Linked DNA regions of Homo sapiens: region 2 is linked to region 1. A link is an interaction called in ENCODE POLR2A ChIA-PET data of the cell type or tissue named here. Cell type or tissue: GM12878. All regions are shown on one strand.

Region 1 (2,500 bases):
ACTGCAGCATGAGAAGGCATGTCCAACTGAGCAAGCACATTTCAAAACTTCTCATGTCAGGTTCACAAGTTTCCTACTGGCCAAAGCAAGTCACATGGCCAAACACAAAATCAAAAGGTGGGAAAGTATTCTCTGTCCACCATGGCAAGGATGTGGGTGGATAATTATATTACAAGGGACAAATAATTCAATCTTTCACAGTCTTTGGGGATCCAGGGCACTGCCTTTGTTCATGCCCCAGCACTTCTCATCAAGACAAAAGAACATCCTGCTAGGAGACTTTCCTGCCACTAGCAGAGCCCCTTCAAACCTAGTGGCAGCTAGAGTGATTTTTTTTTTTTTTTTAACTAGCTCTCCTCTAGTTTTGTCTGTTTGTGTGTATGGTAAAAAAATGCATAAGATAAAATTTACCATCTTTTTTTTTTGAGACAGAGTTTTGTCTTGTTGCACAGGGTGGAGTGCAATGGTGCATTCTTGGCTCACTGCAACCTACGCCTCCCAGGTTCAAGCTATTTTCCTGCCTCAGCCTCCCGAGTAGCTGGGATTACAGGCATGCGCCACCACGCCCAGCTAATTTTTGTATTTTTAGTTGAGACAGGGTTTCACCATGTTAGCCAGGCTGGTCTCAAACTTCTGACCTCAGGTGATTCACCAGCCTCAGCTCCCAAAGTGCTGGGATTATAGGCGTGAGCCACCACACCCATGCCTGGCTCCCCTTTCCTTTTTTTTGTTGTTTTTTTTTTTTGTTTTTTTTGCATAGAGTCTCACCCTGTTGTCCAGACTGGAGTACAGTGGTGTGAACTCGGCTCACTGCAACCTCTGCCTCCTGGGTTCAAGCAATTCTCCTGCGTCAGCCACCTGAGCAGCTGGGACTACAGCCGTGTACCACCACACCTGGCTAATTTTCGTATTTTTAGTAGAGACAGGGTTTCACCATGTTGGCCAGGCTAGTCTCGAACTCCTGACATCAAGTGATCCACCTGGCTTGGTCTCCCAAAGTGCTGGGATTACAGACGTGAGCCACTGTGCCTGGCCAAAATTTACCATCTTAACCATTTCTAAGTATAGAGTTAAGTACCGTTAGTTAAATTCGCATTGTTATGGAAGAGCTCTCCGGAATTTTTTTAGCTTGCAAAAGTGAAACTATACCCATGAAACTAACACCTCTGTATTTCCCTCTCCCCAGCCCCTGACAACCACTATTCTACTTTCTGTTTCTATGAATTTGACTACTATAGACAACTCATGTAAGTAGAATCACATAGTATCTGTGTTTTGGGGACTGGCTTATTTCACTTAATAAGATGTTCTCAAGGTTCAACCATGTTGTAGCATGTGTCAGAATTTCCTTCCTTTTTAAGGCTCAATAATATTCCGTTGTATGTATATACCTCATTTTCTTTATCCATTTGTCAGTGGACACTTGGGTTGCTTTTGACCTCTTGGCTATTACAACTAGTGCTGCTGTAAGCATAGTGTGGAAATATCTCCTTGAGATCCTGTTTTCAATTATTTTGGCTGTAAAACCAGAAGTGAGATGGTTGGGTCATAGGATAGTTCTATTTTTAGTGTTTTAGGAACTTCCATATTGTTTCCCATAGTAGCTGCCCCATTTTACATTCCCACCAGCAGTGCAGAAGCATTCCAGTTTTCACACATTATTGCCAACACTTGTTATTTTCTGTTATTTTGATACTAATTATCCTAATACGTGTGTTTTTTTTCTTTTTTATTTTGGAGACAAGAGTTTTGCTCTTGTCTCCCAGGCTGAAGTGCAGTGACGCAATCTCAGCTTACTGCAACCTCTGCCTCCTGGGTTCAAGTGATTCTCCTGTCTCAGCCTCCTAAGTAGCTGGAATTACAGGTGCCTGCCACCACAACTGGCTAATTTTTTGTATTTTTAGTAGAGACAGGGGTTTTACCATGTTGGCCAGGCTGGTCTCGAACTCCTGACCTCAGGTGATCCACCTGCCTCAGCCTCCCAAAGTGCTGGGATTACAGGCGTGAGCCACAATGCCGGGCCTCAATTTTTTAATTAAATTTTTTATTTTGAGATAATTATAGATTCACATGCATTATAAGAAATAATATAGACAGATTCCATGTACTCTTCACCTGGTTTCCTTCTCATTTCCTCAGTGGCAACATCTTGCACAATAGTACAATATCCACAGCCAGGAAATTGATATTGATACAATCCATAGATCTTGTTCAGATTTCAGCAGCTTACATATTCAGAGTGACATTTTAAACAAGCAAATCTGATCCTATCACTTACCTGCTTAAAACTTTTCCAAGGATGTTCATTACATAATTGTTTGAACTGGTTTATTTTTGAGACGGAGTCTCGCTCTATTGACCAGGCTGGAGTGCAGTGGTGTGATCTCGGCTCACTGCAAGCTCCACCTCTGGGTTCATGCCATTCTCCTGCCTCAGCCTCCCAAGTAGCTGGGACTACTGGCGCCCACCACCATGCCCGGCTAATTTTTGTATTTTTAGT
Region 2 (2,500 bases), 360 kb before region 1:
CCCCGCTCACAAAGACAGAGAACCAAGCTGGGAATAGGGCAGTCACCCAGGGAAAGTAAGGGCTCCAGTGCGGCTGGAACAGGGCACTGCCAGCAAACATCATCTCCCTGGGCCCCAGTCACACATCCTGGCCCTAGCCGGCCTGACTCATCCCAAGCTTTGGTCCTGTCTCCCCAACATCTATCCTCACTCATTCAGCAAAGCGGGGGGTGGAGGTGGGTGTCAGCACCCGCGCCAGGCCCCACGCAAGGGGCTGGCTCCCAGCAGCCCACCTGGTGGGCCTCCTCAGTGAGCTGCCAAACACACTGCTGGCTGGTCACTTGGTGGAGACAGGCATTGAGAGCTGGCTACACCACCAGCTGCAGAGGACTTGGAGTCGCTGAGGGCTGCAGGCTGCAGGAGGCAACCTGGCTGCGGGGTGAGGGTGGGAATCTTTAGGGGATAAGAACTGGCCCCAGGCTGGGCGCGGTGGCTCACTCCTGTAATCCCAACACTTTGGGAGGCCAACACAGACAGATCATGAGGTCAAGAGATCGAGACGATCCCGGCCAACATGGTGAAACCCCGTCTCTACTAAAAATACAAAAATTAGCTGGGCGTGGTGGCATGCACCTGTAGTCCCAGCTACTCGGGAGGATGAGGTAGGAGGATTGCTTGAGCCCAGGAGGCAGAGGTTGCAGTGAGCTGATATCGCACCACTGTACTCCAGCCTGGGTGACAGAGCAAGACCCTGTCTCAGAAAAAAAAAAAAAGGATCGGCCCTGGGTTCGGTGGCTCACACCGTAATCCCAGCACTTTGGGAGGGCGAGGCAGGTGGATCACTTGAGGTCAGGATTTCTCAAGACCAGCCCGGCCAACATGGTGAAACCCCATCTCTACTGAAAATACAAAAATTAGCCAGGCATAGTGGCACACGCCTGTAGTCCCAGCTACTCAGGAGGCTAAGGCAGGAGAATCACTTGAACCTGGGAGATGGAGCTTGCAGGGAGCCAAGATCGCTCTACTACACTCCAGCCTGGGCGACAAAGTGAGACTCTGTCTCAAAATAAAAGAAAAAAAAGAAAAGAAGGAACTGACCCTGGCTGGAGGGAGAGGTGACTGGGACCTCCCGGGGCTACCTCAATGTCAGGAGAGCACTCCTGGAGACCCAAAGCTTCCAGTTAGGGATTCAAGAAGATAGACTGGGGCGCGGGCAATAGGGATGCAGGCAAGGAGCTTCTCCTTGGAACGGGAGCCCTGAGACCCCCGGGGGAAAATCTGGTCACTCACGTATTCATTCAGCACACATTTATGGCTACAGGCTCTGTGCCTTCCCATGGAGAGACAGAAGAAAGGGAGCCAGTCCCTGTCCTCACGGAGCTCACCTCACCCAAACACACACTCTCTAGAAGGAAATTCTGGGGGTCTTACGGGCCAAAAGGAAGGGGCATTTCCCTCCAGGTCCTCTGGAGTCCCCTGACAAAGGGCCCTCCAGGCCTCATCCCTGACTCACTGGGGCTTCCAAAGTCTCCTCCGGCTCAGGGAGTATCTATCCCTGGCCCCAGCCCCCAGCCCAGTTCCACCCCACCCCCAATCAGGCAAGGAGGTCTTTCAAAAGCTCCTCTGATCTCTGACAGGGACAATGTTGGCACACAGGTTTCTTCACAGGTGTAACACCTGGGCGGGGGCATTTGCATGGGTTTTGCAAAAGCTGGGCCTGAGGCTCACCAGTGCCCAGTTGCTCTCTCTTCCCAGCCCTCGCAGAGCAGACCTCCTGCTCCTTCTCACCTGCCCCACCTTGGGCCAGGTCTCTAACCTTTGCACTGCAGAGAACCCCAGGGCCTCTTTTCCTGCTTTCGCCCAAAGAGTTCCCAGGAGGAAAGCCAGAACAGTGCCAACTGCGGCTTCCAGTCAGCAAGGCAGAGCCTGGGGACTATTGGGTTCAGCACAAAAGTGACCCCTGACAGCATTGAGGGAGATATGTCAGCCTGCTGTGAGCCCAGGACTCCAGGTGGGAACCAGGTAGCTCTGGCTCTGCCCAATTCCAGCTGCTCCAGTGCCTGGAAGGTAGTAAACACGCCCTCAATATTTAGTGAATGGATGAATGAGGGTTTTCAATTCATCAGCCATTGCGAAACTGTAGGCCTAGGAACAGACAAAAGGCCTGGCCCTACCCTTGGAAAGCCCGACTGAACCCAGCAGGGGAGAGCCAGAACTACAAAGCCTGTTTCAGGAGTGAGAGAAAAAATATTCATCTAACTGCCGTGGTGTGAAAGTCTGCCTTGTGTCAAAGAACCCTGCTAAGCAAGCAACTTTACATCATCTCGGTTTAGCATAAGTCCCCTGTGACATGGGTCCTCTCAGTCCCACTTTAGAGATGAGGAAACTGAGGCTCAGAAAGGTTCAGTGACTTTTGCTTAAGGTCACAAGGCTGGGATGGGGTGCAGCCAGGACTCCAACCTGGAAGACTTTGTAATAAATTGAGCAAGAATGATGTGGTGGCATCCCGGGTCCCTTTTCC

Evidence for each region. Peaks named below come from ENCODE experiments on the same cell type or tissue, not always from the same donor. Only the 100,000 strongest peaks of a DNase experiment are listed, where the experiment ranks them.
Region 2: POLR2A ChIA-PET joins it to region 1 with 6 read pairs; 1 of 35 experiments calls an interaction of 5 or more read pairs at or near these places.

Annotation. Positions count from the first base shown.
Region 1 is chr15:75,129,940-75,132,439 of GRCh38, forward strand. It overlaps LOC124903530 (a long non-coding RNA gene), which reads left to right and starts at 997. Exons shown (of 2, transcript XR_007064721.1): 1 at 997-1,247. RefSeq lists enhancers at 797-986, 1,027-1,086, 1,257-1,506. In GM12878, no CTCF peak of the experiment used is centred here; DNase peaks (open chromatin) are centred at 827 and 1,152; H3K4me3 peaks cover 749 bases; H3K27ac peaks cover 2,358 bases.
Region 2 is chr15:74,771,838-74,774,337 of GRCh38, forward strand. No RefSeq gene overlaps it. Among named protein-coding and RNA genes, the nearest start is that of CSK, 9.0 kb to the right of the region's middle. RefSeq lists enhancers at 1-154, 155-868, 1,825-2,402. In GM12878, no CTCF peak of the experiment used is centred here; no DNase peak of the experiment used is centred here; H3K27ac peaks cover 16 bases.